Linked DNA regions of Mus musculus: all the other regions are linked to region 1. A link is a loop called in an ENCODE intact Hi-C map of the cell type or tissue named here. Cell type or tissue: left cerebral cortex. All regions are shown on one strand. Region 1 holds the start of Gm32923 (a long non-coding RNA gene). Region 2 overlaps Tenm3 (teneurin transmembrane protein 3). Region 3 holds the start of Gm19744 (a long non-coding RNA gene). Region 4 overlaps Tenm3 (teneurin transmembrane protein 3).

The links. A loop is a pair of places that touch in the nucleus more often than their neighbours do. Peaks named below come from ENCODE experiments on the same cell type or tissue, not always from the same donor. Only the 100,000 strongest peaks of a DNase experiment are listed, where the experiment ranks them.
Region 2: a loop joins it to region 1, with 2.1 times the contacts of the local background. A loop is called at or near these places in 4 of 42 quality-filtered maps.
Region 3: a loop joins it to region 1, with 5 times the contacts of the local background. A loop is called at or near these places in 4 of 42 quality-filtered maps.
Region 4: a loop joins it to region 1, with 8 times the contacts of the local background. A loop is called at or near these places in 4 of 42 quality-filtered maps.

The regions. Positions count from the first base shown.
Region 1 is chr8:48,218,630-48,226,629 of GRCm38, reverse strand. Tenm3 (teneurin transmembrane protein 3) reads left to right here. Exons shown (of 27, transcript NM_001145937.1): 27 at 1-965. Gm32194 (a long non-coding RNA gene) reads right to left here. Exons shown (of 3, transcript XR_378958.2): 3 at 7,980-8,000. It overlaps Gm32923 (a long non-coding RNA gene), which reads right to left and starts at 6,599. Exons shown (of 3, transcript XR_870430.3): 1 at 3,651-6,599; 2 at 2,189-2,271; 3 at 1,291-2,029. In left cerebral cortex, a CTCF peak has its summit at 4,091; DNase peaks (open chromatin) are centred at 4,090, 5,169 and 5,888; H3K4me3 peaks cover 1,416 bases.
Region 2 is chr8:48,370,130-48,378,129 of GRCm38, reverse strand. All of the region lies in intron 4 of Tenm3 (teneurin transmembrane protein 3), which reads left to right. Among named protein-coding and RNA genes, the nearest start is that of Gm51531, 62 kb to the right of the region's middle. In left cerebral cortex, no CTCF peak of the experiment used is centred here; DNase peaks (open chromatin) are centred at 1,212 and 4,542; H3K27ac peaks cover 425 bases.
Region 3 is chr8:48,838,768-48,846,767 of GRCm38, reverse strand. Gm19744 (a long non-coding RNA gene) reads right to left here and starts at 2,883. Exons shown (of 6, transcript XR_379026.3): 1 at 2,877-2,883; 2 at 2,522-2,601; 3 at 1,580-1,959. It also overlaps a transcript of Tenm3 not described here. In left cerebral cortex, no CTCF peak of the experiment used is centred here; DNase peaks (open chromatin) are centred at 3,036, 3,236, 3,851, 4,024 and 1 more place; H3K4me3 peaks cover 2,443 bases; H3K27ac peaks cover 745 bases.
Region 4 is chr8:48,547,558-48,555,557 of GRCm38, reverse strand. The region is part of intron 2 of Tenm3 (teneurin transmembrane protein 3); the gene reads left to right. Among named protein-coding and RNA genes, the nearest start is that of Gm39178, 110 kb to the left of the region's middle. In left cerebral cortex, a CTCF peak has its summit at 6,863 (motif pointing left); DNase peaks (open chromatin) are centred at 1,687, 2,988, 3,824, 6,446 and 2 more places; H3K4me3 peaks cover 2,362 bases; H3K27ac peaks cover 1,286 bases.

The DNA of each region.
Region 1 (8,000 bases):
TCTAAATTGCACAGTAGGCGTGTTTATTAAACAGATTGGCTGGGAAAGTTTTGAAATAGTACTGAATTTACAGTCTCAGTGCTATTCCTGTTGCTGTGTATGTGGTAGGTTATACCGAAGTAACTAATCTTCTAATGAATGCTGATATTTTATTAGAATGAAAGCACAGATTAGCATTAATATTTTTTATCCTGGAAATCCTTTGGCAAGTACTGGGCAGCCCAAATTTAGAAAACTATGAGATTTCAAACCACGTAAACATGGTTCTGTTGGACATTTTATTTTTTAACTGTTAACTTAGGTGTTCGCAGTTCTGTTGAATGGGACTTCTGCAGGACTGTATTTAGCATGCTGTAAGTACTTTGGGGTGAAATAGGCTCCGAGTCTAAATTCTCAGAAATGTCTGTGATGTATTGACCATGAATAGCGTGTACCACATGACAGAAGTGAAATTACACTCTTAACCCCTTCTCAACGTGGACTGGTCTTTACAGGGGCACCAATAAATGACAGATCTGGAGAGTCTCCTGGTGCTTATTTTAGAAGTCAAATCAACCCAATTAGTATCTTGTTAGTAGATATAATGAGCCTATTTCTTTCTAAAAAGGCTTGTGGTCTGGACGTGCTTTTACAAGAAATAGTGACCTTGGGGAATATGTAAACAAGAGATCTTTTTCTAAGAGTTTGGGGGGAGGTTGGGGGACCTGTATAATGACAAAAAAAAATTAGCTTACAACAATGACAACAACAAAAAACAAAAACAAAAGAAATTGATATTCAAAGTATTTTAGGCAAAGCCAGTCAAAATGCTTTCATGATATTTTGAGATGTAAATTTTTGTCTGATTTGTATTGTTCTTTTCGTTTGCCTTCTTAACTTTATATGTGACCTGAATTTTCCATAACTTGATGACTATAGATTGCATCTAGGCATTCCAATAAAAGCCAACCCAATGTGTGTGCGTTTATATGTTTCTTTCAAGTCTTGACTAGCCAGAATTGCTTTTGTGTTTCACGTGGATACAGAAGGAGGCGGATCTGGGGCTGTAATTCATCTACACCCAAACCCATGATAGCTCTCATTCCTACTGAGTTTGGATCCTTGTTTTGTTTTTGTATTTAGTTTCAAAATGACAGCTCGGAGGAGCACACTTCACAGAGGTCTCTACCCTGGCCTACTTTAGAAAAATGTTAACTCCCCCTCCACAAAGCCAAACCCTAACTGTAAAGGAAGAATTGAAAAAAAAAAAAAAATCACCCATTACTCCTGGAAATCGGGTCTCATTCCTGTGATGTTGGCATTGAGTGTGCTTAATTAAAACACTTGATTAGAATAATCAGTTTGGGCCCGATAGGTTCTCAGCCTCCTGGAGATGTCTAAATCTACATATAGACCTACTGATTAGGGTTTGCTTTGTTCAGCAATTCCAGGCTGACAGACCAGGGCTTTGATTTTGGTATGAAAAGGCAGACTTCCCCATGCTTGCTTTTACAGTGACAACCTCAACTTGATATGGCAGCGTGGATGCTACTGGAGTCAGGTCATCCCGCTTGGCAAAGAGACTGGTTTCTTCTCAGATCAGAGTTCAGTGTGCTCCCAGGCACTCAGTAAAGCAGAGCTTAGCCCAACCCTTTCCCTTTACAGCGCTTTCCTTGTCCCGAGCAAGCTCGGAGAACAATAGTGGACGTGAACTTTAGATAATGAACTGGGTACCAAACATGCCACTCGCTCCCACGGTGAAATGAAAAGTGCATCGGTATTTACATTCACTGCAAGGTGCCTACTAGTCACGTGACTCGCCCCCACAAGCACTTAAAGGAAACCTAGAGAGATTAGCCTGCCTTCAAAGCCCTAACCATGCCCACTCCTCTCCCTGTTCACGGCCTTTTCTTTTGTCTCTGCTGATCCCAGAAGCAGCCATTTCTCTTACCAGGTAGACAGCCAATCAGCTATCTGTGTAAGGTGCTCTTTGGAATACAGGGAGTCCAGAAGAGGAAGCCTGAAGGCGCCGATTCATGACATGCTCGGTCTGTAACAAACAGCCCCTGAGCAGTGCTCTTACAGGACACAGCCCACCCATGAAATGCCACCACCCAACCCAGGTGACACGGATGCTATCCAGGCTCCTGCAGAGCGAGGCAGGACCTCCCCCTCGAGAGCCTTGAAGGGCAGCCTGGCAGGGTCATACCCCTTCCACAGGTAACGCCATCACACTGTCCTGAAGACAAGTGAGCTCCGCCTGCAGCTCCAGTCCGCAGCGCGCAGTAAATTCTAGGTGAGGGAGAAAGAACGTAGAGAAATTTGAGCAAGTTATCCAAGTATGGATGGGGTTCAAGCCAAAATGAGCAAAGACTCTCTATCAGGGAGTTAGCTTTCCTGCCGCGATAGCTTCACCCCAGACGGCTCTGGTGGTACTACCTGCTGTGTTTGCATAAGTCACAAGACATGGGCTTTATGTCCCTGTCTATCTGCCAATATTTCTAGCTTCTTGGCTCCCTCGTCTATGGAAAGAAGTCATCCATGCAATGCTAATGAGTGCCCATCATATCCAAAGGAGGGATTAGAGATTTTTCCATAAGCCTCTCCTTTGACTTTGTCATCCTACCAAGGTCATGGAGAAAGGTGACACATTGTTTATATATCCCTACTCACCTTAACCACAGGGTGAACCCAAGTTCCAAAACGGTAGTGACAAGGCTGCTAGAGTGTTCTGCCCTCTGATCCAAGCCCCCAGAATGAAAAATCCTCTTACCACTTTTCTCGTCTGTTACCACCTCTACAAGCAATGGTCTCTTGATGTCAGTTAATTACTAATAACTTTTAGGTAGATCGAGCAAACCTTTTCATTAATGAACCAACTTAAAATTCTGACATAGAGCACTACAGGAGTCCTAGAGCCTTGTGTATAGAGAATTTACCACAGACTGGTGCTGAGCTTAAAAGTAACATCATTATTCAGTTTAGAGATAATGGGCTCAACAAAGCAAATTTAATAAATCCTTCCGGGATCTAAGCAGAGGAAAATTAAAATTAGAAGTATAAATTGTTAGTTCTAGGGCAAGAGAGTGGCTCAGTTGCAGTCTTCCTGCCTATAGGATGACTTGTATGTGGCCCCTGGCATCCACCTGCATTAGGAAGGGAGATCACATTCTTTTTACATGTGCAGACATTTCCTGAATCCCACCAGCAATGGCTATGTCCATATGACAGCATCGCTCTCGCTGCATAGAATGGACGCGATTTACAACCGGTCCTCTGAGTGGAAAGGCATTCCGAAAGCTTCTCGAAACTTAACGCTGTCAAGGTGAGGGGAGTGTAAACACCCAGGGAGGGAAAGTGACCTGAGCTGAAAAGAGACCTGCTCATCGGAACTCTGAGCTCTTCCACCTCAGGTTCTTGTCACGAGGTGACTAGCAACAGTTTTGGTGAAGATCCACTTCATCCCAACATTCCCTCCCAGATAAACGGACGGGAAGCCTATTGTGCCAAGTTCAGAAATTAACTCCTTAAAAGTCGTTCCCAGGTCCTCCTGCCTCTACATCCTCCCCTTTTCTCTCCCTTAATTCTCTCTTTCTGAAATGACCCCAGCAAGAGCTGCCTGGGTTGTAACCATTTAAAAAAAAAAAAACATTGTGTCTGCTTTTCTTCACCTTAGGGGGAAAGCCATGCTGGTCCATTGATAAGCCAGGTGATTTTGACAGTTGAGGATATCACAGGGAAGGAGAGTCTTTCATCTCCAACTTATTGACAAAAGGTTATGAGCAAGCAGGTTTCAAAGTCTCACTTCAGCTGTGACATTATCTCCAAGGTCAGGCTTGAGATTTAAGCATTATTCTCCATCGCTGAAACGCAATTCTGCAAAGCACATAGAGGGAGACGTTGAGTGGTCCGAGCAGCACGGCTCACAAGAAATAGGGAAGGGAGTGACAATCTTTCTACAAGTCTGTCCTCAGTTTTCAGGACTCTGGCTTTTTGGAGGAGTAAGATCCTGTCTCAACATCTGGTGACACCCTTGAGGAGTGAGCCTCAGCAGAGACCTGTGTCTGGGTCATGGTGGCTGCGAGGCACTTTCATGAAGGGCTCTTGCGCCCCCTAGCGATGGGCGTCTTAGCTGTCGACGTCTACGCTAAAGTGGCAGCAATGTCCCGAACCAGAAACAAAACAAAACACAAAAACAAAGGGAGACTTAAGATCTCCATCTACCCGGCTCTGGATGGGCCAATTCAAACGATCCTCTCTGGTCCCATTCTGTTCTGCCCGTAGACTTCCACACATAAAGCGATTCCTTCTGCTTCATGCACCGCCTCACTGAAGCTTGGTCCTTGCAATCCTTACTCCCATAAGATTTTTCCCGACCGCATGCGCCTGCAGAAGTTCTGTCAATCCATGTTCCTCTCGCCTGGCAGATCATAAGAGGGCCCTTCCTCCCAGGAGTTGTCCGCAGGCTGTCTGAGTCCCGCAGCCCACTCAGAACACTGATTGCTGAAATACATTGTTTACTTTTTACTTTCCATGTTAACAGCCCTGTCGCCGCGAAGACTTTCCCAGAAGGACAGATTATTTAAATTCAGAGTGGCATTTTTATTTCTGCCCAAGCTAGGCTCTCACAGAAAGTGCGAGAATGACAGGCAGCCTGAAAAAAAAAAAATCCTTCCTGCCCCCAGCCCCTCCCTTCCACAGCTTGGCCTCATTTGCCAGGGTGAGAAAAAAAAAAAAAATGGACTTTCAACCTTTCTTTCCTGGGTTGTCACACAGAGAAGCCAGTACATGCTGATTTTAAGTGACAGCATGTACCTACCTTAAGAAACCGTCCCTGGCTAGGTAGAATCTAGTGACATTTCTGGAGGCTCCTTTGGGGACCCAAATAAGTAGACCCATTTCCCCACTTTCTCTCTGAGATTAAAAAAAGGGGGGCTAGAGATCACATAGGAAGTCAAAATATCATGGCAGACAAGATGAGATCAGAACCCTACACCTCATGAGAAGATAAAAGTGGACCGCTAGATGTCCGGACTGAACGAGCATCTTGCCCTTCCGTGACAGAACCGCCAGGCCAGACAGGCAGGCTGTCCGTGGGAGGAGGAGGGGAGGGAACAACACTCTTCTACATGAGCCAAGTATGTCCAAGTTCCTATCTTCACCGTTCTCCGGGAAGGCTCCCTCGGGTGCTCCTGGGAGCTGGAGTCCCAGGGAGAGGACACCCCCAGCGGCACACATACACACACCCAGAGCACGGAGAGCCAGGTTCTGCAGCTGGATTAGAAGGCCTATCAGTCCTGGTCTTCAGTCTTTGCTTTTCCCTGGTGCTAAAGCAAGAGCTGGCTTCCCTCACCTGGCCTCTGCCAAAGTACAAGGGGGTCCCCCACATGCCACCTCTTCCTTCTGTGACAGCTGCAGCTCTCTTTGGTGGCTGGCAGTCCTAAACCAGTCCTAAAACCCAAAGTTGCCGCCTCCTAAGTACAAACTGACAGCATTCCAGATTCGGAGGTCCCCACTCTCCCTCCCAGAGCCCTACCCACCCACAGTCACACCTAGAGGCGGTGTTCTATGCCAGTAGTAAAGGCAGGGGAGGCGGGCTCCGGCTCGGGGCTCTTTGAAGGCAACAGGTCCCCAATTACTTCCCGCTCATTAAACTGTGGACGTAGCCTTGCCTGGCTCTTGTAAATCAAAGAAAACACGACTAGCCTTGCCATACTCGGGCTCTGTCTGCAGCCTCCGCCAATTAGCACTCTAGTTAATCAAACTTTAGAAGGTCCCTGGAGAGGCGGTGGAACTGGGAGCAGGCCGGAGCAGAAAAGACCCATTCAGTCTCCGCTTTGCCTGGCTGAAGGCAGCCACTTGTTTTCAGTCAGTTTTCTCCATCTTTAAAGTGGGCTGCTCTGTACATCCCTTAAGCTGTGTGTGCGCATGCGTGCGTGTGTGGGTGCGCGTGTGCGTGCGTGCATGCGCACATGCGCAGAGTGAAAAAGAAGGTGAGCAGAAAAGTTAGAACGAAGACTTCGGGATAATTCTTGCTTGATGCCTTTCAGCATCTCTGGGAGAGTTTCTAGCTGCGCCAATAGCTGAGGTCCCTGAGCTCTTAGGGGTGTTCCCTAGAAATGGGACTTCCTTCCCGGTTTCCTCCGCTCTAGCACAGCATCTTTATCCTTCCAAGATGGTGTGAACAGTCGGTGATTTTTGAATCACAAGAGAATCAGATGGAATAATGTTCTGCATTATTCGGGCCAGCTCCTCAGGCTTTTGCTCCATTCAAGAGAAGGAAACTGAGTGGCTGAGGGAAACAGGCAGAGTACATTAACGGCATCCTTTGGTCTGTACGGGATAGTGCACAATTTTGTTCCGTTCTCCTGGCAGCCTCAAAGGCCAAGAAAACACTGAGCCAGAAGGTCGTATGGGTGCAGGAAGGGTCCCTACTCTGTCTGGCCCTGTTCCGTGCTCTGGAATGTCTGGAATCCTTGCACCACTACTAATGGCCGCCCCAGATGATGGCCCAGCACCAAGACCACTCAATCCAGAGCCTGGATAGAGAGAGATTGTGCCGCTTTTTACCTATAAGGATCACACTGTGTCTCAGCAGCTTTTCTCAGAGGGACAAGATAAACACATGAGACTAGGGAGTAAGAGAACCTTGCGGTTCTCTCCTGTCTCCTTGGGGGGGGGGGGGTCTGGGCAAGGGCTAGTCCCAGGAGAGCCAGTGTAAGCGGCTATTAACAGGAACCTGAGGAGGAATTAATCCAAGAGAAGCCCTCTCCCCCCAACCCCAGCAGAGCTGCCATGTATGAACAGCTTCCCTCCCGGATCTGGATCCCCTCGTACTTGACATGAATGACACACACCCCCATTTTTATTAGCATCTGGAGTCACACTGAGAAACTGATGTCCAGGGCAGACCTTTTTAAAGCAGGGCCCGTGGTGACCCTGAAGACCACCATCTCCTCATAACCGTCATCAGTAGGATCCGACTGCAGCCCCAGGTGGCATTTACACTCTGTCGGTTCTCAACCTTCCTAACGCTGCGACCCTTCAACACAGTCCTTCATGTTGTGGTGACTCCCCAACTATAAAATTCTTTTCATTACTACTTCAAAACTGAAATTTCGCTACTGCTCTGAATTGTAATGTGTTTTCCGATGGTCTTAGGTGACCCCTATGGAAGGACCTCTCCCTCTCGAAGGGGGACTAGATCCACAGGTTGAAAACTGATAGTGTGGGGCAGATACCTCCCTCCCCCGCTACCTCTGCTCCTCCATTCTCTCCCTGTTTCAAGTGGATCAAGACTTCCACCTTGCGTGGTGGCGCACGCCTTTAATCCCAGCACTCAGGAGACAGAGGCAGGCTGATTTCTGAGTTCGAAGCCAGTCTGGTCTACAAAGTGAGTTTCAGGATAGCCAGGGCTATACAGAGAAACCCTGTCTTGAAACTCCCCGCCCCCCCCCCAAAGACTTCCGCCTTGAGCCCTCCCTTCCATTATTCTCCCCAAAGCTTCTTAAGATACCAGGCTGAGATGACACCCACTGCTGCTGTGATTGGAGAAGCCCACCCTGGGTGGACCCTTCCTTTTAGTCAGAGATGTTCCCTTGATGGCCTGGTGCCATCACCCCATTCCGATGACCCCTGTACTTCAATAACAAAGACCAGAGCTAGAGAAGGGCCCTCAGAGGGCCAAGGTGTGAGAGCATTTTGGATGGAGAGAAGAGCAAAGCTATAGAGAATAGGGCATAGGTAGACGTGTTCCTGAGCCAGACTCCACTTCTTGGATGTGTAACTTGGCATTCTGGGACTTCTCTTTTGCAGAGTGGATTCCAGACCCATGAGACTGCTATGAGATCACATTAGTTGGTTAATGTCAAGTCTTCGAACAGCACCCTGGAAAGTTATATGGCTTCCCCGATGGCTACTGGGAGCCGCTAGTTAGGGTCTCATGTTGATCCATGCTGTGTAGAGCCAGATTTCTATAGGGCATCCCTGCCAGCCTTGACTGGAGGTCAGAACAACACATG
Region 2 (8,000 bases), 150 kb before region 1:
AACCCATTCTGTCAACATGCATATAAACACAGCAGGAAATTCAAACAAAAGCTAATTTATGGGGAATGATGTCCTCCTAATGATGGTGTAGACCATGGGGGTCCACATTATAAACTACAGTCTTTACATGAGAGGGCTCATTTTACATAGAAACCTTGGTTGCTTTCTCGAAGTATGTATCAAGTGTAATCATTGCCCTATATTTAAGAATATTTTTCTTATTTTTTTTCCTCTGTAAGACCTAGTCATTCCACGTGTACATCACATATAGTTAGATATTCATGAAATTAAAAGATAAAGTGAAAACAAGATGCCAGGTGAAAGTCTCTGCAGGGTCGTTTTCGAAGTTAAAGTAGAGGAACAAAAGTGCATTCTAGTATGTTGACGTGTTATCGGTACCCACATGTGGGAATTTCTTTTATTCCCTCAAAGATAGATTGCTAAATATACTGGCACGTCATAGAAGGTAAATCTAAAAGTGATCTTTGAGACCATCTCAGCCAGACTTTGTAGATTTTTCATCTAAATAAGATGTTAACCTCAGAGATAGGCCAGGAAGCATCTGGGGTGCCTCAGATAGATAGTACCCGACAGGAGGCTAGGACTTGGGTGCCTTTGAATAAAAACAAAAGGCCCCCGGAAGATATTTTGGGCAATCTGTATTGCAACAGTCCCTTTAAGTGTAAAAAATCAGCTCTGGGTTGTATTTTTTTCTGCAGCTTCTGTTAAGGGGTCTGTAATGACTCTTCCTCCCACAGATGATTTGGTGGGGAAGACATCCCATGATGGATGAGAGATGAAGGGACAAGAAAGGGAAACTAGTCCTTTGCTCGCTTGGGTGAGCATTCAAGATTTGGGAGACTAAAGAAGATTGAATCGCAGATATTCAGCATGACATTTTTGAAATCAGTTTTTCTTGCCAGACCTCGGTTCTCGTGTTATCGCACGCCTCTTGTCTTTGCGAGATGGCTCCCTTGCTCCTGCAATATTAAAGAGCGTTTAGGCCAGAATGGCAGGCCTAGTAAGAGCCTTGCTCTGTGTTGCCAGGACCTCAGAGTGTACTCCTCAGGCGTCAGGTTGCTGATGGCAAGGGGCGCCCGCCTCTGGGTTTCCTTCACAACATCCCCTGTCATTTGCTCCAAGGTTCTGGCACACTGCTGGACTCTGTCACCAGCTGTCACCAGCCACACTTGGCAGGATCCAGGGACTCAGACAGCCAGGAGAAATAATAGTAGCTGTGGTAACAACTTCAGTGGCATGGTCCCCAGAGACAAGATCAAATTTGGCACCTTTCCTCTCAACGGGAATCTAAAAATGGCACTGAATTTGCTACTTGGTGGTATGTAATTTTATTTAATTACACATTTTTGGTTTCAAGTGTTCCACATGCTTGTTGCTAAGTGTCAAATGAACTTACACTGGTAAAAACACTGGCATTTCCCCCCTTTCATAAGGAGGAGGTAGCTAGCGATAAAGCTGTGGGTTTCTTCATTTCCATCCACCTTGAAAAAAATTGAGAGAATGCATGCTGTAATTTCTCTTACTGGGAGACTTCAGATCTAAAAGAAAATCCCTTCATAAAATTTTAGTGATGCATCTTTACTAACACACTGTCTCAAAATTATTTCACTTCATGAGGGTTTTTGTTTTTGTTTTTGTTTTTTTTTTTTGTTTTGTTTTGTTTTGTCCCTTTAACTTGTACTACAAAAACCTACCGGGGGGTAGAGGGGACCGAAGAGGTTATGGAGAGAATGTTTTTCAACTACGTGAGAAATATTTTCATTTTTGCCATCATAAAAATTGGTTACAGTCCAAGCAAGGAGACTATAGCCAGCCTAAAAAGAGACATGTTGGGGCTGGCAAGATGGCTCAGCAGGTAAAGGTGCTTGCTGCTCCAGCCTGGAAACTTTCATTGAATTCCTGGAACTGGTGTGAAGGTGGAAGGAGAGAACCAACTTTACAAAGTTGTCCTCCAACCCCCACACATGTACATGGTGTGTGTGTGTATACATATACACACAATAACAACAACAACAATAATAATAATATTAAATCATGTTTGTAAAGATACGGTTTGGAGTCGGCTACTTGGCTATAGCATAGGTCTTGATAGTCATCCTTGGCTTAAACACCATGTAAGTCACTCAGAGAATTGCTATTATTGTAACCTTTTATCTCTCCCTTGATCACTAATTTCTGTTTTGTGAGGGGAAAATGGCAGATGCTGCAACTTCATTTAAAACTGTATTGCAGGGGAATCATCTATCTAAGAGAGTGGTTCCCAACTTTCCAAATGCTTCAGCCCTTAGATACAGATGCTTAAATTATGGTAATCCCAACCATAAAACTCTTTTCATTGCTATTTCGTAACTGTGATTTTGCTACGGTCATGAATTGTAATGTAAATATCTGTGTTTTCTGATGGCCTTAGGTGACCCCTATGAAAGAGTGGTTTGACCCCCGCCCCAAAGGGGGTCGAGACCCACAGGTTGAGAACCGCTGATCTGAAACCTCTATGGTCTCCTGCCTGGAGAAAGAGGGTACAGTCTGTGTTCCCTCTGACTGTTACCATGTCAACATGGGGCGTCCTCAGTCACTCTACACTGTATTTTCTACCCTATGTTTCTAAAGTGGAATAGTGCCGTGAGAACTCAGGGTCACACACAGAACACAGAGCTCACTGATTCTGCCAGGCAGCCTGGTAGGCCAGCACACGCTTGGGGACCCTTTGTCTCCACACCCACAGGACTGGGATCGCAGATGCAGGCCCCCACCCCCAGATTGTTCTATGCCAGGATCCAGACACAGATTCTCACGAGTGAGTGGCAAGCATTGTAACAGCTGAGCCTTCTCCCAGCCCAGGGTTTGCATTTTGATGACAAATAATGATATCTAATGTTTACTAAGGATTGCCACAACTCTGTGGCCTTCATGGCCATCATCTTTATTTGATTTTATAATAGGTGTATAAAAACAGTCATAATCTCTGTCCCATGGGCAAGAAAACTGAGAAGTTCAGAAATGAGATACTAACTGGGAACCCAGTTAATTGACAACAGAGCTGTGATTCAACCTTGACTTGCATTGACCTACCGCCACACCTAAGCTGATGGGGTGAAGGAAAAGGACAACCCAGGAAGCCAAATAGTGACAAGATTTTCTAGAGATACCAGATGTAAAACAAACTTAGAAGTGAAGCAGTTTAGATAGATTTTTTTATTATTATTAGCAACGCCAATCCCAAAGCCATCTGTCCATATGGGGTTATAAGCTAAAAGCATAGACACAATGAAGATGAAAGAGAGATCCAGGCCAGGTCTGGTGCATGCTCACCCTTTGGGGAAACATGAGAGGAACAGCTGAATAAGTCAGGAGGGAACAACAAAAGAACTCACATGATATGTACTCACTGATAAGTGGATATTAGCCCAGAAACTTAGAATACCCAAGATACAAGTTATAAAACACATGAAACTCAAGAAGAATGAAGACCAAAGTGTGGTCACTTTGCCCCTTCTTAGAATTGGGAACAAAACACCCATGGAAGGAGTTACAGAGACAAAGTTTGGAGCTGAGACGAAAGAATGGACCATCTAGAGACTGCCACACCCGGGGATCCATCCCATAATCAGCCTCCAAACGCTGACACCATTGCATACACTAGCAAGATTTTGCTGAAAGGACCCTGATATAGCTGTCTCTTGTGAGGCTATGCTGGAGCCTGGCAAACACAGAAGTGGGTGCTCACAGTCAGCTATTGGATGGAACACAGGGCCCCAATGGAGGAGCTAGAGAAAGTACCCAAGGAGCTGAAGGGGTCTGCAACCCTATTGGAGGAACAACAATATGAACTAACCAGTATCCCCGGAGCTCGTGTCTCTAGCTGCATATGTAGGAGAAGATGGCCTAGTCGGCCATCATTGGGAAGAGAGGCCCCTTGGTCTTGCAAACTTTATATGCCTCAGTACAGGGGAACGCCAGGGCCAAGAAGTGGGGGGGGAGGGGGGTGATGGGTAGGGGAGGGGGGTATGGGGGACTTTTAGAATAGCATTGGAAATGTAAATGAAGAAAATACCTAATTTTTTAAAAAGTAAAAAAAAAAAAGTCAGGAGGGAGCAAATGACCTCCAAATTCCGTAGTTCCAAACAGCAGATCTTTATCTCAACTCTGTGCCTGTTGTAAAGTCTGGTGTCAGTGTAGCAGGGTGCCCCTACCTCATGCCCTTTCAGGTTGTAGTCAGACTGTAGGCTGCGGTTGACATCTCATTTGAAAACATAACTTGAACTAGACGAGTGTGCCTCCATCTCACACACGGAGGTTGCGAGGGTCCTATCTCACCACACGGGCTCTTCTCCACGGGACTGCCCGATATGGCATGTGACAGCTGCTTTTCCCTATGGCGAGCGGTTGCAAGGGAGAGATCTGAACCACGAGAATAGAAGCTAAAGTCTTTGAGAACCTCAGATGAGAAAAAGACGTTCTGCGCTGCCTGCCTTATGCTTCTGGTTATAAGCAAGTTACTAAATCAAGCCTGCACTCAAAGGGAGGGACATGCAGACGGGCTTGCCTGAGTACCAAGAGACAGGGATTATTTTGAACCACCTCAGAAGTATCCCACTACAGTTGACTCACAGGCTGGCTTACTTTTGCTTAAGTATGTGTGCAGCGCAATGATTGCACACACTCCAGGGCACATGCTAACAACGCTACTTGGTCTGCTTCTCTGATTCCCTCCATGGATAAGCAGCAAATTACAGAGGTGACTCTTGAAGCTTAGTCCTGGAAGTAATATGCCTTGACTACGGCCACATGTTATGATGGAAATCAGTTCCAAGTCTTTAGGGATCCAGAGAAGAGAGATCTACTGTACAGTAGCCTATCAGAACACTCACACAGGAATTGTTCAGGGTACCTGAGAAGCAACAGTCAAAGTGCTAGGAAAAAAAAAAATCCAGGTGAATCTCCAGACCAGGCTAAGACAGTGAGGCTGGGTCGCTGATGCTTACAGACACCACTGATGTGTGAAGAGGGTGAGTCTCGAGAGAGGCTACTTCTGATGAGGCAATCCAAGAGATCGCATAACCACTGAAAGGAGTTTTATTATAGACACCCCCTGGGGCTAAGGAGATGCCTTACAATTCAGGCATGAGGTCCAGAGTTCAGATCCCAAGAGCCCACCTAAAAGCTGGACAGGCGTGGATATCACTGTGAGCCCACGCACTTGGATGCAGAGAGCAGAGCCTCGGGGCAACCTGGCTAGCTCGAGAGACTAACTGATCAGCCCACTCTGGGTTCGACTGAGAAACCCTGCCTCAGTGCAAAAGATGGAGAGGGATTGAAGAAGACCCGGATGCCAATTTTGCATGCAGACATGTGCCCCAACACGTGTGAACAAGCATACACACAGGAGCTCACATATATAGAAGTAATAATAAATAAACAGGTAATCCATGCTATAGACTTCCCAGTGTCGCCAGTTCATTGGACATTTTGGACATGCTAATTGGTGTTTGCATTGTTATGGAATCTGTCTCCCACACTGCTTCAAAACGCAAGGCTGAAGCTTCATGCCCACTAAAGAGCCCCCCATTCCTAGCTCCCCCGTAAGTCCCTACTAGCTAGCACTCTACTGTGTTTTGCTATGAATTTGAAGTTTTCAGATGGCACATGAGTGGAACCATATTCATCTTTTGGCAGTTAGTCTATTTCACTAGCCATAGGTCTTCTCATTTCATCTATAACTGTATATACAGTAGGACTCTCTCCATCTGTTTTTTTTTTATTAATTATTTTATTTATTTGCATTTCAAATGTTGTCCCCCTTCCAAGTTTCCCCTCCACACAGCCTTATCCCATCCCCACTCCTGTTTTCCTCTAAGAGAGTGCTCCTCCGCCCACTCACCCACTGCTGCCTCACCGCTCTAGCATCCTCACCGCTCTAGCATCTTCCTACACTGGGGCATAGAGCCTCTACAGAACTAAGGGACTCCCCTCCCATTGATGCCAGATAAGGCAATCCTCTGCTACATATGCAGCTGGAGCCATGGGTCCCTCCGTGTATATTTGGTTGGTGGTTTAGTCCCTGGGAGCTCTGGGGGTTGTCCTTAGTTGATATTCTTCTTCCTATGGGGCTGCAATCCCCTTCAGCTCTTTCAGCCCTTCCCCTAGCTCTCCCATTGAGATCCCCAGGCTCAGTTTGATGGTTGGCTGTGAGTATCTGCATCTGTATTGGTCGGGTGCTGGTAGAACCTTTGGGGGAACAGCCATATCAAGCTCCTATCAGCAAGTGCTTCTTGGCATCAGCAATAGTGGCCTCTTAAGTCTGAGTAATATTCAGGATGTGTGTACCTGTTGGGAACAACACAACTGAACCTCTGGTCAGTGTTGGGAACTTCTTCCCTCATCCCTCTCTCCTGGGGCTTTAGCAAGGTAGCTCCAGGGGGGTCCCCGGTTGGAGGCTGCCCCTTTCTCCACCCCCTGCCTCTTGGGTCAGGCATGCTCACCCGGCACCGAGTGGAAAAGCGACCGCCTGCCCAGAGTACAGGAACTCTGGCCGGACGTGACATATTTCTCCTTCCCTTCCTCCCCCAGGGCCCCCCACTTTATTTTGTTCCCAACATGTACCCACACTTCCTTTATTCATGTGTCCATCCCTGTAGAGGACATGATATCACCTCCATCCTTATGACTAGTGTTGCCTTCGGCAGGGCTGTGCAATGAGCTGAGATTTCCACATCAACTTCCACAACCTCTGAGTTGTAACAAGAGCTGGATCAGACAGTTTTCCAGAAGAGGTAACCTTTTACAATCTTACCAGACATACACAGGCAGTAGGTTTCCCCCCCCCCCCTACTCTTTGCCAAGACAAATCATAGCTTCAAACTACAGAGCAGTCTGAGAGGCTGAGGGCTGACTGGTACTAACACAGTACATGAAGTTGCTTGATCATACCATTTCCTTCCTGACACCTGGGATTTGCACTACACAGAGCCTATCCCGCTGTCCTCCCCGTGACGGAGTCACTTCTATTCTGTTCTGTAGGCACACTGTGTGCACCTTTATTCTAGTTGTCTCCTAGGCTCTGACAGAATGTAGCTGTGGTATAGAAGGTCGTGGCGCTCACAGGGGAGGTTTAGAAAAAGTGAGCTCACGGTGACCGTGAAGAATTCGGCAAATGCTTTCCCATGGTCTCAAATCTGTTTTCCAGTGCAAGATTGAAGAGTTGAGCCCACTCATCTTTATTTGCAGATGTATTTAATTAGGCTAAATTTCCCTCTGTTTGTCTGCCAACATACCCACGTAGTTCTATTACACCACTGTTTATTAATTTGTGGGACAATTTTGACTAAATTTGTTGCCAGCCCCTCTCTTCTCTCACATTAACCCCTATATATGGATGCATGTGTAACCTGAGGTATATATAAGCATCAGAGCTCAATCCAAACAGTGACAGTTTTAAAGTAGGCAATATCCTAAGGCCAAACAACCCGTTGCCTTCTATTTTCAGGGAGATGGTAAGCCAGATGTGACATTGGCTGTGGTGCTCGTATTCAGCATCTTAAGTGGATTGTTGTAATGATTGTGTGTGTGCATGCGTGCGTGCATGCATGTGTGCAATGTATGAATGGTGCTTGTGTGTGTGTGTGTGTGTGTGTGTGTGTGTGTGTGTGTGTGTAATAAAGCTGTTACCCATCTGGCAAACAAAATAGCTCTCCTAACACAAACATCCCTTTACTTTTTAACATTTAATATCTGTGTGCAATCCCATAGATTATCTCTACCCTTCAAAGTCTACCAAAGCCAATAATATGTTCAGATCTATCATTCGAGAAAATCTAATGTTGAAACATGACAATAATGATAAGTTATTTCTCATGGAAAGTCGGCCCCTATGGAATACAGCTAATGAGTTTTATCCCAATAAACCCTCTGGAGACTTAAAAATGTCAGACAATGAAACACACTCAGTCCGTGTTTTCTACCAAACTTCCTGCCCCCGC
Region 3 (8,000 bases), 620 kb before region 1:
ACACTTGCATTTCTTCTGCTAGTCCAGGTTTTATTACTGCCAAAGTGAGCAATTCACCATCTTTCCCCTCCCCTGACAGCAGCGCAGCCACAAGGCAAAAGTTGGGATGGCTACACATCAAGCAGTTCACTGCTTTCCAGGGATGCTCTTGGAGCACAAAACCTGGACAGTTTGGTTTTGCCCATCAACATTTCTTAAGGGGTCCAAATGATGGGACCTCTGAGGGAGGAGGTGGGGAGGAGAAGGGAGAGAAGAGCAGTAAGAAAGGAAGAGGAGGGAGGGGAGGGGAGGAGAGGAGAGGAGAAGGAGTCAAGCTACATGCACACACCCTGGCTGCTTTGCCTTACTACAGGCTGAGCCTTGCAGAAGCTGACAAATGCTGACCAGACACCAGCATGCTTTGTCCACCAGCAAAACCTGGCACGAAGCAAAGAGAGTGAGAGCATACAGTGATGTGTTCTAGAGGTGTGTGTGTGTGTGTGTGTGCCTGTGTGTGTGGGTGTGTGTGTTAGTGTGCCCATTAACATGAAGTTTCAGCAATATTTAGTGGAAAACGTTAAATATCACTTAACTGGAAAGTGGGCTGGAGACAGGTTCCAAGATTTGCTACCATTTCTCCATTGTATGACTTCTGCAATTCCTTTCTTCATTTATCAGCAGTGTTAGCCATAATGAGGAATTTAGGGAAGAGCTGAGGTAAACAGTGCCCCTCCCTATCTCTCCCTGCACACGACTACTCTGTTCTGGCATCTGTGGGGCTGGCGTAGTGTGTCTTTATTGTGTCCTTTAGATATCAGCACAGGAAAGAGCAAGAAAGGGGGTTTGCTTCTTGGACAATTATAAGTTACACTCACAAATTTGTGTGTGTGTGAGGGGGGTTGCTGAGCTATAAGGTGATTTATAAAATGTCCTCAGATTTTGCTTATGATCAGGACAAGGGAGTTTACTTGATTTTCTTGTAATATGTGGGGCCATACATTCGTAAGTGATGTACTTCTTATGATAATGAAGAGAGGAAGGGGTAAGTAGCCGACTCTGCCACCTTAGTCTTTCTAAAGTGTGAAATTCATGTGGCAGGAAAGAGGCTGTACCAACCTAGGGCAACTCTAGATTATTCCAGAAAGATGTGCCAGTGGGTCTTTGGGTCACTAATGCTGGTGGAACCGGGTCAGCTTCACTTATTGCCAAGGCTTTGCAAAGCCCAGAGGTGCACTCAGAGGCTTAGCATCTTTGGGAACTGGACCCATGGGCATGGATGCACTAATTTGAGTTCCCTGACTCTTTGTCAAATCCATGGTAAACTTTGGGGGGAGGGAGGAGAGGGGGATCAGAAAAGTCCAGGCTTTTCTATATTTGCCTGACTGATAGATTTGTTCTTGTGAACGCAGTTAAAAATACAAATGTCTTCGATTCCAGCCAGGACAAGTTAGGTACTGATCGGTGGAGTCCTCTGTGCTGAAATTCGCATTGGAGGTGGGACCCAAGGGCTTGGCTGAGACCAGTCGGCAGGCAGTAGTTCAGGGCAGGCCTGGGGACTCTCCACTGCTTCTGGCAGCTCCAGGCTGGTCTCAGGGAATACCTGGGCGCTCCTCGAGGAGCTAGACTCTCATTGGTGCAGTGGTTCTCTCCAGGGCGTTGGACCCAGTCCCTCCAGCGGACAGAAAGAAGCCTGGAGGTGGCTGGAGGCAGGAAGCCAGAGCGCGATTCTGTAAAGGTTCTAAGTTTGGAGTTCCAAAACTCAAAGGGCAGGAGCTTTTGGGCAGTGAAAAATGGCTCCCCGGGTGGGCTTTCCGCAGCTAGGGGTGAGGGTGGGGGCGGGGGCGGAGCCCGGGGCTGGAGCTTCCCGGAGTAGAGTTTTGGCAGAAACTTACAAAGTGGCAGTGTCCTTAGGGAGGTAAAGTTGTTTCGGCTCCCACTGCCAAGGGAGTGTGGCAGGGGCGGTGTTGTGCTGCTAATAATCTGAGGGAAGAAAGGAGAAACAGATCGGGATGGGGCTGGTGGTGGTGGGCTTTAGGTTTGTTGAGTAGCCCCTGACAGTGGCTACTGGTTGGAGGTCCAGCTACTTGAATCTGGGGGCGGACACTTGTTCTAAACAGGACAGAGCTGGGACCTGGGAGGAAGTCTAAGTGTTCAGTGCAGCCCTCCCCTGCCGGAGTCCGAAGGTCATTTGCGCTTTTCGTCCCCAACAAGAGGACACTTCTAGAAGGAAAGATGCAGGTCATTTTCAGAGGCCCGTCAAGGGCGGGCCGCCTACCGGGGGTGGCAATCCTTAATTACACCCTTCTGTCTAGGAATCCATCTTCCCAGGCAGTGTCTTGCTCTCCCACCACCTCGGGTGACTCAGCTGACCCGAAATGCCTACCCTATGGAAGATCAAGAAAAGTAGTTTTCTAAGAAGGTTAGAGGTTTGATTACACCGAGAAGTGTTTCCACTTAAATCCAAGGCAATTACCCGCCCCTTTCCCCAGGTCTTCTTCCCCGGTCACCCAGAAAAGAAAAGGACAGACTCCCACGCACGTACCCCCTCACTTTGTTGGTGCGTGTGAATTTCAAATGGTGCTGTAAGTTCATTAGTGTTTGCAATCAGCGGCCGGCAGACCCCTCATCAGAGCCGAAAGCCGGCAAGAGCCATTCATCAGCATGAAGTGTTATTCATGGATGACCCCTAAATCACGGCGAGAGTAGTAGATACACTGATTGGTCACAGCATGGGAGCCTCGGTGCTTTCCCCGTACCGGCGTGGCTGGGAGGAGGGATGGGAGGGAGGGGCGGCGGTGTGGACGTGGTTCAGTCCGGCAAATCCCATTTGACAGCGAAAAAAGGCAGAAAACCGGGAATCTGATTTTTTGAATAAAGAAGAAGAAGAAATAAAGTACCTGTCATCTTGACAAGTGGCTGAGCGGAGGAGTCAAGGATTATAAATGATCACAGCCAGGTCCAGCTCGCCCTGTGATTGGGCTCTCCCGCGATCCGCACCAGGGAAGCGCATGGTAGGCTCCGCTCCTCTCTCTTACACATACACGCGCGCACACACACACACACACACACACACACACACACACACACGTGTACGCGCCTGGTCTCGGGCACACTCGCCCAGAACGTCCCCCGCCCTTGCCCACAATTACGGTCCTGGATGCTGCTCCCTGGCACAGCGCCCTGCTCGCCTGTTCACCTTTTCCTTCTCTCCTTCCTCCCTCGCTTCCTCCATCCTCCCACTCCCCGGACCGAGAAACCGGGATTCTGGCCGGTGGAGGAGGTTGGAGGGGCCGGGCGGGAAGCGCGAGGGGGAGCGCGCGGGGGAGAAAAAGAAAGTGAACTCATTGGCGCCCGCGCGCTTCCCTCCCCTCGCCGCGTCCCCGGGCCGCCCGGCCGTGGGCAGCGGAGGAAGTTGTAACACTTGCATCTCCCCCTCCCTCCCCTCCCCATCACCGGCCCCCTCCCCCGCGCCCGGCGCCTTTGAATTTGGCCAGGCGAGCGCAGGGGCGGACGCGGCGGCGGTGGCCGGGGAGCGAGCGGGCGAGCGGGCGGCGCGGGCGAGCAGAGCGCGGTAAGTGCGGCGCCGTGCGCCCTCCTTCCTTTCTGGGGTCCTAGCGCCCGGGCCTCGGGCGGGCGGGCGGAGAGCGAGCGAGCGAGCGAGCGAGTGAGCAGGGAAGCGCGGTTCCCTTTCCCAGGCACTGCTCCGAGGGGCGGCTGCGAGTTGGCCAGCCCTACAGGCGGCGGAGCATCCCAGCTCACAGACTCGGAGCTCTGGAGTCCCGGTTTCGGCCTCGGGTCCCCGCCCCTCCCTCGCGTCTGCCACCCTTGGCTGTAGGCTCAGGTGGGAACTTTGGCGGTGCCTCCCACCTGGCAGCGGGGCAGGGTTTCAGTGACTCTGGACTCTCTGGGTTCCCCGAGGAAGATGGTTCCCGGGAGCCTGTGGGGGCAAGGAGTGCAGATGACCTCGTTCTCTCTTTGGGGGTGCTACCCAGTTAGGGACACAACCTCTGGTTCTCTGGGAAGGTATCTGGAGGACTCCAGTGGGACTTCCGGGAGAGCTGGAAGCCTTGGGATGTCAGCATTTGCCGGGGCTGTGGAGAGGAGTCTTCCCCAACTGCCAGACTGCTAAGTTGCCAGGAGTGAAAGAACTAGGGCTGAGGATGCTGAGAGGAGTGGTGATCTCGGCTGAAACTTGATCTGGAAACTCTGGATGGGACTGAAAGCAAACAAAACATACTTTAACCAGGGCATTAAAAAAAAAAAAAAAAAAAAAAAGATGGATGAGCCTGCTGCTTGCTTCAGGTCACTATCACGTCTTTACAGCTGATGAGAGGGGCTTCAGATGTTTCAGGTTGGGGCCAATGATGCCTGATCTTTGCTGAACCCCTTACTAAATGCAGTTCAGATTCCATTCCTGCTGCCTCTCCTGTAAGTCAGTAGTAGAGGTTAACTTGTTAATTATTTTTATGGAGAAACGACAGTAAGCAATTCCATCGGGTATTAATAAAGCGATTGCAATTGTTTTCTGAGGTTCTAAGCTAGAGAAAAGTTCTCAAGACTTTGGAGTAGATGTATTGGAAATGAAATGAACTAGCCTGGCACTTTTTCCAGGACTCCAGGCAGCTGGGCTCTCCCTTAACAATACCTTGTACTTCTTATCTTCTGGCAGTGTATTTATCAAACATTTGTCGAGTCTGGCAGAGTCCACTGGTTGGTCTTTTTACTTGAAATAGCAATATGTGGAGCCATTACCTTGCTCTTCCGTTGTCAGATGAAAAGAAATGAGAAGAAAAGAAAGAAAGAAAAGAAAGAAAGCAAACAAAACTGGCACATTTGGAAACCTTAAAAAAGGACCACCTTAAAGAAGTATACAGCCTAACAATTGTTTTGATTTCTTCTGTCTTTAAAAGACCCCATACCTGCTTGAAAGAAATATTTGTAGCCTTTCTAGAATTAGGGACAGACTTTAGAATTTGGAATAGCTGTATAATCACAATATTTTTAATAAATTGTAATGTTAAAACCTATTTTATACACAGCTCAGTAATCTTATCTTGTATGCTCCAGTGTACACTTTTTGTACCCAAAACTTCTGGCTTGGATTTCTTAATATGTGAAGTTCTTGAGGAGCCTGGAAAGTTTCGATTTTTGATTCTAAATTCAGAGCAAATATTTAATTCTTTATGTAAGAGTAAGAGGTTAGTTCCGTAATAAGACTTGCTAATCCCACTTTAAAATGTCATGGCATTCACAAATTATTCTTAAATTCTTCAAAGCTACGGGGTTTATAATGACATTGGTTATTCTGGTGTGTATTTAGAACTATGAGCATCTCTCTTCCTGTTGCAGTCTCCTTAATGCTCTTGCCTTTTAAGATGAGGAATTTTAATATTCTTCCCTTTAAAAAGTACTACTCTCATTGTAGGAAATATATAACTTTAAAATAATATAAAAATTATGTTGTGGAAAGTAATTCTTTTGAATAAGACAGTGTTGCATCTTATATATACTGAACTGATTTGGGGGAAAATTGTAGTTTGACAGGAACTATGCTAGCATTTATGTATTTGGAAAATAATGAGACTCCTATGTCAATAACATTAAAATTAGCAATTCAGCATCAAGAATATTAACTAATGAACAATGGTTCACTATTTTTTAAAAAAACAGATTATAGTATACGACGTATGGCTGGTTACTTTTCTAAATGGAATGGTTTTGTGCAGCTGTATTTTCTAGAAACAAATGAAAGGGTGTAGTGTGGAGGCTTTTCTTACTCTGGTCTTGTAGGAGTCTTTTGGGCTGAGAAAGGAACCTGCTTTATTAGGGTGAAGACAAAGGAAGTTAAGGACGCTTACCTTTTTATAGAAAGTAAGCTTCCAAATAAAGCAAAAGTTTTTACATTTCTTTGAAAAGGAGACAGGGCTAGACAATAATGATCCGGTTAGCTAGTTAGCTAGTCTAGTCGAAGCTGATCTTCCTTAGCTTTGCTTATGAGAACTAAGAGTAGTGCCTGTCTTTGTAAAGAGTCAAGTCAGTAAGAGACTGGGGAAGTGAAGTAGCTATCACTGTGAGTGGAGCTATCTGTCAGAAACACTAAATCAGTGATGGGCTGCATGCACGAAAATGATGGTTTTTTTTTTTTTTCAACTGCTGTGGAAAAGTGCATTTGGGAATACAGAGGTTTATCTTACCTGCAACGAGGAGTCTAGGAATAAATCCAGACTGTGACCGTAGTCTGTAGGAAGCGTCCACCCAGCCAACTTCCTTAGGCTATAAAGAGTGGCTATTTTAATCTATGTATACTGCCTCTGTACTAAACTTTATTTCAGACCTTAGGATTTAGATTCCTGGGTGGTAGGAGAATGTCACGGAGGTACTATTTGTGCGTGAAGCAGGGTACTCAGAATCAGTTTGAATTGCCTGCCCCTTTGTTGAAGCTTGGCTGGGGAGAACTACTAAGCAGACTGTCTTACACACAGCTCTTGCACTCAGGGTTGCCTTTGAAAGTCAGATGTCCGTTTCAACTCTGCTTTTTCTTACGTAGAGAATATTAGGGGTTGCAAGCTTACTTTGATTGTAATCTGCAATTGGAGATAGCTCCTCTGGGCTTTCATTTGAAGTCTCTGTTCCTCTTTGCTTTAGAAAGTAGGAGGTGACAGTCCAGAGAAGAATCTAACTCACACTTGCAGAAGGAAGCCTTGTCCTGAAGAGGTGGCACACTGATAACAGCACCTTTTCAAAGTTTACAGCAACCAAGTTTGATAAATGATTTCTTGTAAGCTTCTTTTAGAACACATTTAAAACCTAATTTTGGAGATACCAGCTGTTTTAAGAGTTCTAATGGAAATTTTGGGTCTCAAAAAAAAAAAAGGTAGAACAAATGACTTAGACTTAGGCTGAAAACTGATTAATTGTTGTGTCTTATAAAACCTGATTTATTTTATACTTTTTTTTTATACCAAGCATTACCATTATGAAGCACTCCTTCTAATTGAGATTAATGTTTCAGAGCAAAGAAGCGGTTTGGAGGGCTGCATTCATTTTGAGTGCTGTTGTAATCAATTTTAGATACAGTATTCCACAATGGATCAGTTTGCATCCAAACCTGCCTTATTATGTAGAATTAACCTGCTGGTGATTGATAGTGAGGCTTCTCTGTCCTGAAAAGTCATTTGTTTCCAAACAAGTGTGAGGGTTCCTGAAAGTTTCACCATCATACTTCTCAGAATGAAAATCTCTCAGTTGTGGGGACCTAATTTGAGGTTTTTTTTGTTTTTGTTTTTGTTTTTAGAAACATATAATGCAGGAGGAAACAATTAATTCATTTTCAGCAGAAGTCTCCCTTTTTCTCCCAATATAGTATGCATCAGAGTGTCTGCTCTTCTATATCAAAGGAGTTTATGACATTGGAGTCTTGGGTGGTAATTCTTACTCCTTTAGATTATTCCTTCTTTTTATTCCCTTGTTTTCTTTTTGTTTACATCAGCATCCCAGTTGAGTATTTCTGAGCTTTCTTGGAATTAGAAATGCGCACATATTAGGATTTTATTGCAGGGACTGAGAAATACTCTCCAGTCTGATAGGGTGAATTTTATCACTCCACCGTGATGTTTGCATGGGTTTCTTATCTATATCAGGCCTGCTTCAGCTGGGTCAGGTTCTTCAGAAATATAGATTAAAATTTCCGTAGGCTATGGTCTGGATTGCAGCATGGATTGTGGTATACCCTTGAAGGCTCAGTGAGACCGTTGGAAGTTTAGATTAATCTAGAAAAGTTTTGTGCTGTACCTGTGATATAAAAAGGTTTCAAAAGAAAGATACAGCTGTGTATGCTACACAAGACGATCTCATGGTGGCATTGTTCTTTGGGCCCCTGGAGGAGTTATGCCTCTTGCTTTATTTTAAGCTTCTGGGTAAGGATAGATTATTGGCATTGGATTGGTTGTTTTTCCAACTTAAAGCACTCAGTTGAAAGTTGAAGCTGTTAAAAGAAAGCACTTGAAATATCATGTTGAAAG
Region 4 (8,000 bases), 330 kb before region 1:
GTGTGTGTGTGTGTACCAGCTGCCGCTCCCTCCAGGGTCTCCGGAGCACGCCACCTGATCAGTTGGTGGGCAGTTTCCAGGCTGCTTCGGCTCGGGTGTGCAGGTCTGTGCGTGCGTGTGTGCATGCGTGCGCGCTTGTGTGCAGACTGTGGCGAGTGCCAGGCGGCGGCGGCGGCGGCAGCGGCGGGCGGGCCGCGGCGGGGCCAGGCTCGAAGGGGTTAAGCGTCGCCGCCGCCCCCTCGGCGGCCGGGTGTAAACAGAGCAGCTTCAGCCTATCATGTCTGGCTGCCGCTCGCAGCCGGAGCCCCGAGCCCGGCGCTGTAACGCGATCCGCTCCAGACCCAGGCAAGTTGGCAGCGCCGGGCTCCGCTCCGCACGGCCACGGCGAGGGCGCGCGGCGGCAAGGTGGGTGAGCGCGGCCTGGGCGGTTCCTCGCGCGGTTCCACGCGCGGCTCCGAGCTCTCTCTCGGGCGCGCGGGGACCCCCGACTCCGCGGTCCCCTCGGCGCGGGTCCCGCGGTCCGTCCTCCCCGGTGGCGGCGGGATGGGAGGAGGCTTCGCGCCGGTGGAAATCGGTGCAGAGGCAACATTAGCATCTGAAATTAGGTGGCTTTTTAACCCCTGAGGGTCCAGATTTAAGGATTTAGGAGAGGTGGAGGCAGAACTTTCCCGAATACTCTTCGCCACCCGGAGTGGTGCAGGTAGCCACGGGGAGATGGAGTCTTTTGTTCCCGGTATTTTTAATTAAATGGATTTCTAAAATGAGTAATCTACGGTCCAAATCTTTGAGGTAAAACTGTCTTTTTCTTTCTTTCGTCTTCTTTTTTAGCCTCCATGTGTTCTTTTGACTTTTGCCATATATCTTACGGAATTTGTTTGGAGCAAGTCTTAGCGATCATGATTTTGAATAATTCATGTCAGAAATGTTTAAAAAATCTGCTTCGAACGTAAATGAATCAACCTTTTGGTTCCATTAACCGAAATCCATCATACTAATTGCTTAATGGGGGCGAAAGGTACAAAATAATCTTGCTAATTAAAAGAGCAGGTTTTTGCCTGTGAAACACTCCGTCCCTTTTTGTCGTGAAAAGATTTTTTAAGGGGCACGGTCTCTAAAGAAATTCAACTTTTGCAGATGTGCTTCGATGTAGATTACTCCTGTGGAAAAAGAGTTGCGCATAGTTGGGGAAACTTAGTTCCAGTAACAAAAAAAAAAAATCATTCGCCTATTTGTGTGTGTATTTTAATAAGACAAAGATCTGCAGCAGCGCCCAGAAGGAGAAATCACATTTCCGCCCTCTCATGTGCTAGCGTGTCTATCTCTGCAATATCTTATAAATGATACATACAGATGCATGTGCCTGTGTCACAGAGTCATTTTGTCCCTGAAAGCCTAATATAATCAAATTCAGTGTTTTAAGATGGTGTGGTTGCAGATTTGATTCCCTTCCACTAAAGTGGAAATACTTTCGGTAATTGAAAGCAGATTCACGTCTGGCGCGGTGCAAGCCAAGGTTTTTCATTTTTAAAATAAACCTTTTGTTCTCTGCTTTTAAAAGAGCCATCCAGAGACCTCTGTGTGCTAATTATTAAAGTAGTTCTTCGGAAGGGATTGAAAATATCCAGAGAAGGCATTTTAGAAATACAGCATAACTTAGTAAGCTTCCCTCCGAGTAGGGTATTGCTGTGCAGCTTTCAAGCTGGCCCACGTTTTTCTATCAGGTTTTCAGGCATTCAAGTGCAACTGTAGTGTTTAAAACACACAACCCCCAAGCAGGGGCCATGTGTTTACAGTTTAAAAACTTGACAGATTTTTGTGTTCTCCCCACCCCCTCCTTTTTTAATCCTGTGATTTTCACAACCTAATGATGATTTTAGATACATCGGGAAAGTCTCCTTAATTTAAAGAGATGTTGATTGCATGCTAGCTGATAGACTGAAATTTTAAAAAGAAAAAAAAATGATTGCAAGTTGTTAGTCTGGTTCCTGTCTCATCGCTAGGGAATAGGTGTTAAAAGCTTTTTCTTTCTTTCTTTTTTTTTTTAATATGACTGTTAAGGACTGAAGTTAGGACACATTCTAAACAAAGAGTCACTTGATATCCTGGCTGGGAAGATAGAGGGAGATGGAGATGTCTAAGCATCTCACCTTCTGCAGGGCATGGACTCGAAAATGAATTATGGAATCATGAGGGAGAGAGTTCAAAGAGTTACACTTTAAACAAAGATAATTGCGTTCAGAAAAACACAGGTATATCCTGAATATTTAATTACTAGCTTTTTAACCCATTACACTGATTATTAATAAAACATGACCAGTATAATATGCGGTTTGATTTCTTAGAATCCACTTGGTAGCTGTTACGTTTTAACCTTTTTTCTCATCTTCTGGAAAGGAGTCTTTTGCACACATTTTAATAAATTTGAAGTGAATATCTCATCTAATTTCAAAGGTCCTTGGTTAAGTATTTCTCATGCAAAGTTCTCTTATAAAAAAAAATTATTTTAAAAAATATTTAGAAAAGTTGTACCCTCCCCCCCCAAATTGGGGAGTGGGGGTTAAGTTTTGGCAGTGTTACATCACATTTCTTAGATACCAGTGGCCTAGTGTATGGCATAATAGAATTTAGTTTTTCTCAAAGATTTAAGGAAAGAAAGGGGATTTTAACACGGACTCTATTGTAGATTTCTGAGCATTGATTTCAGTGTAAAGTCTTTGACCATTTAACCTAACTTTATTTATTTGTTTGTTTGTTTATTTTGGCTTTCTTTTTTATTTTTATGTCCTTACACATCTTCTTATTTGGTGTGTCATGCTTTCAATTTATCATGGGACATCTGTCTTTCATAATGTAGACAAGTGGCAGAGGGAGGCACTGTCTGTATACAGTGATCTTGATAATTAATGCCATAAAATAGATTAAAATGCTGTATTCCAGGTATTCATTTCCTTAAAAGGGGCCACCAGAACAGCGTTGCTAAGCACCCGCCACCACTGCAAGCAACAGAAAATGACCCAAATTAAAGAACCTGTTCTAAGCTGTATTCTTGCATTTTCTAAAGTGTGTTTCAAAAGGTTTAACAAGACTCATTCAATTAGCTCAGAGAAGGGATCTTTTTTCAGCTCTGGTCAGCAATTAAGAGATTGAGCATTGGAGCACCAGCTCTTCATGTTTGTCATTTATTTTGTTTCCTGGGCTTTAACTAAACAATTGTTAATAAAGTTTATTTAAAAAAACAAAAAAACAAAAAACTACTCTTCTATACAAAAGTAAATCTAAAAAGCAGTCTAGTCATTTGTTTTAAGCTTCTATTTAAATTTATTTTATATTAACCTTTTCTCAGTTTAAAAAAGTTTGTTTTCCACTAATATGCCATTTCACAACTTCACTGGAATTGTGCAGGTATACATATATGCCTACATACGCATGTAGTTTAGATTAAGATTTAGCTACAAGTGCTCTGGCTTAGCTTAGACATGAGTACTTTGCAACTCTCAGTAGAGAAATGAGCTATGCTCACTGAACATTTGGATGTTATAAAGATGGTACCCTGAAAGAGGGGAACATGATGCACAGAATTAAGAAAAGAAATAAACAGATTTTGTTTGCTTTTTTTTAATAACCTCTCAGTGAACCTTGAGTTTGATCAGAACTTCCCAACAGCTCTGGTTTAAAGACCCAAACCGCAGCAATTAGAGTACCTCGTGAGTAAGAGGGCCTGGTGAACTGGTTCTTGGCAGATCCAGGATAGTCACAAAAGTAGATCAGGGAGAAAGAAAAGAGAAAGGAACAGAAAACTGTAGGATGTCCAAAACTAGGAGAGAGGAACACGAGGATTCCCAATGGTTTAGATTAAGGGGATCATCTAGACTTGGGCTGTATCAGGTTGATCTGGACAGGTCTGAAGCATATAAACACAGCTTTTAAGTGTTCAATCATAAGTGCTGTTTTGGCTGTGATCGCCCGTTGGAGCATTTACACATCCCGAAACATGCATGTTTCAATGCCAAAAATAACAATCTGATTCCTTCATCCAAAAGAGATGGTTTACATTAGAAACTCATTCAGTGTGTTCGTATCAGGATTTTTGGCATTGCAGAATTATCTTGCTGTAGATAATATAAGATAAATAAAATGTGTATGGCTTACTGGAATTTTGTTTAGAATACAAAGATTTTATAATATTAATTTATATCTGAGGCCTTTCTTGAAGTCTACAGCAACTTGAAATACATAGTTTGTTTTTTGACATGTCAATTTTTTCCTCTTTAATACAGAGAGGATGTATAGAGATTATAGATGCATTTAGTAGGTTTGAAATTACACGTTTTAAAACTTTTTTGAAAAGTTGTTTGAAACTAGATGTTTATACATTGTCTTTAGTTACAAACCTAGCTGTGGGTTATGCATCCTATCTTTGAGATCTGAAATAGCTATTTTAAATTTTTGCTATGTCAGTTTAATAACAACAACCCCTCCCCTTTGTATCCCAGAAATACTTTGTGTTTGAGACTTAAGTAATAGCAAATTAATTTCAACAGGGAAAAACTAGTTAAAATGAACAGGGAAATCTTTTGTGGGCAGGTCCTATTAAAATGGTAGTTAGACTTGGGGAGTCCATGCTATAGTAATTTACAGAAAAAAAGTTTCTTAAGCATTATCATTCCTTCCCTAAATATTAAGGAGGAGGGGACATGCCACCTAGAGGCCCATAAAAGGCAGCCTGAATGCTTCTTTTTAAATGTCTTTCTTTTAAATAAAACAGAGCCACCTTATATAACACATTTAACATGGTGAACCTTTAGTAACTATGTACCTATTATTTCACTTCACCTCCTGCTTAGAAGTTGTACATTGGAGGAGTGGACACCTGGCTGAGCTCTTAGAAAGTTTATTTGTCTTTCAGTTCCTGTGATAGGAGGAGGCAGTACATCTCCTTAATTATCTTTGTTCAGGGAGCCGGTGAAAGGCCAGGGTGGTTAAACAGGGCCATTTGGACTGGCGAGGTTGAAGTCAGATGCAGGGAGAGTGGGTAAATGCATTCTCATCTTATTGAACCCAACATCAGGAAAGTGACCTTGATGGGGGTAGAGAAAGCCATTTGGCCATTTTTATGATGGTCACTGCTGAGGGATTTCCACAGATTGGTTCATCATAGTCCCCTCTCTTACATTTCCCACTCTGGTGTTTCCCTGTTGGAGAACATCAGGTTGAATGGTAAAATTAGGCTTGGTTTCATCCTGAATATTGGTAGATTTTTTTTCGCCCCTTGGCAACTTTACTTCGAATATACTGATGCATGTATATGGAGCTATCCCTTCATTAAAAATTAAGGCGATCAGGCCGGTTGGCCCATTCTGTATTTGCTTTGAAGGGGTCTTTTCATGATGATTAGCCTCGGTGCAGAGAAGCTGCTAGTCTGCTACTTCTCAGATTGTTTTTCAAGCTATTAAGGGGACTTGCCAAGTTTAATTTCAGCAGTGGGAAAGATGTTTGTTTTAGCAAGTGCCTGGGTGTGTTTGCTTGGAGGTTATTTGGGTCTTAGGAACCCTCTTGCTACCATGGTGGATGGAAGTCACCACTTCCCTTGAGACATAAAAACAAAATTGTAGGATCTAGAGTTTGTATTTCTCAGCTGGGTTGCTGATATTTTCCTGGTGATACATTTTATATCAAGTCTAATAAAACAAAATTCTTGCTTCCACATTTGAACACCTAGTGGCCAGTGGCAGAGGAGTGTTACAGAACCCGACACAAGACCTACCCTTGTTGGGAATTTCACCTGAAGCAATCGAGTGCAGCGAGTAAGAGTTTCTGTTTTCTCAGGCAGAGCCGTCAAGCATTATGACTGGAGGTTGGCTTATGTTTTACTTTTTCCTAAATTCTCCTTTGATACAGTTAATCAAAACTAAACACAAATCTTATCACGGGAGAGAGAGAGAGAGAGAGAGAGAGAGAGAGAGAGAGAGAGAGAGAGGGAGGGAGAGGGAGAGAGGGAGAGAGAGAACCCATTATCAAATATCTGTAATGTTATTTCATGCTTTATTGGAGATAGTTCCATATCATGCAGTGAATTACATAACACTCAAATTTTAGGATCTCAAAGTCACTAAAAGTAGTTACTTCAAGAGAGTTATGTCTCATAAAAAAAAAAAAAACAAACCTCTGGTTTATTGCATTAAGAACCTTTTATTGAAGGAAAAACATTGTGTTTGATTGAAGGAAAACCATAACTGAGTTATGAACTATTGTAACTCCTGCTGTCCCGTGTCAGGGCCCACATTCAGCCAGTCGTCATCTCTTAGGCCGTTTCTCTGGTTCACCACATGGCTGCCTCGCCTTCCTATTGTCTCGCTTCCAACCTCTACCATCTCCTTCTGAGTCTTTGCCAGACCCTTCCTGGTCCTGCCTCAGCCTCCGCTGCTCTGTTCGTTCCATCCATGTGCCAGCAGCCTTTGTGCTGTGGGCAACCCACTCTTCCTATTTCACCAGTCTGCCAAGAGTCTGCTTGCGTAGCATATCTTCTCTGAAGAAGCCTTTCCTGACTGCCTGGGGCAAAGTCTTCTTTTGCCCTTGCATGGCACCCTATACATATTTTTGAATAGCACTTACCAAGTTATAGTCATAGTCATAGTCATCCGATTGCATTGCTCTCCCCAGCGGGGGACAAGTTCTTTCAGGTCACAGCCTTAGTCATTTTCGTATGCCAGCGTCATCCTCGATGCTGAGACAACAGTTGTCAGTCAACGCTTGTTGAATGAGTATACTAAATACAGTTTGATTTATTGAGGACTGTAAGTCACCTTTGTGAGAGCATCAGTTATCTTATTGGTCTGTGTTAAAAGTATTAACAGTCTCTTTGGTTGCGGTTGATGGCTAGGTATGCCCTGTCTGAATGGCCCTCTGGTGGCAATGCCTACACTTGTTATTCTGACCCATTTTTGAGTCTTTACTGGGCTAAATGTTGTACACATCCCATATGGTTTTCTCACAACATCTCCAAATGAGATGTCCCATATTGCTGATGGGAAAATTGTTTTTGTATAGGGTAAGAAAGTTCAGAGTTCTACTGGTGGTGAATGGTCAGATGGTAATTTGAACGTTCTCATCTTCTGACTTTCAACTTGCTCTCCTGAGTATCACGTTGTTGTTGTTGTTTTTGTTGTTATTGTTGTTGTTGAAGTTGAAGCATTCCCCACCCATCTAGTTGGACATCAAAACCCATGGCCTCCTGCATTCGAATTGAGCACACTCCCAAATTCTTTCATTAACTGTTTAAAGTGGTTATATAAACCTATTTAAAGTTAACTACTCACATACAGGAATAAGTTTTAGATGAGGGTTTCCACTCTTCCCCTCTGCAATTTCCCCTTTCATTTCTTATTACCGCATCAAGTAACTAAGATGCGTTTTTGGTGCTATTGTAATTTGTGCACAAAATAGGAACAGAAAAGTTCTGAGTTAGGACTTTTTCTCAGACCTAATCGTATTAGCTTTATTAGTTTTAACTTCTTGGAAACCCTCTTGAACTAATACCCTGTTTCTTTGCATTTTGACTCAAGTGAGATTTTTGAATAATTGAATTTCGGGTAGGTGCTGGGTAAGGACTTTTAAAAGAGAGTTCTAGTAGTACATTTGAATAAGAAAACAGCTATCCCACAGTTAACATCGATAAAGACCCTTAGTGATCTCCAACGTACCAGGTCTCAGCCACACTGTGCTACACCTCTAGCCCTGAAGGCTTTTCTGATTTTTGAGATAAGGTTGCATGGTCCTCCAGAGAACTTGAACTGCTAGACTCTAGTAGATCTCAGGCCTCAGACTTCTGAATAGCCTCGAATGTGTGCTTTAAACTGGAAACTTCTGATGAGAGTCTTTTGATGGAGGAAGGCAGTGAAGATGGATGGCCTGGTTAGGTTTTGTCCACTTGACACAAACTAGAATGACTTGGGCATTTTCTTGATTAAGTTTTGATGTAGGAGGACCCAAGTCACTGTGAG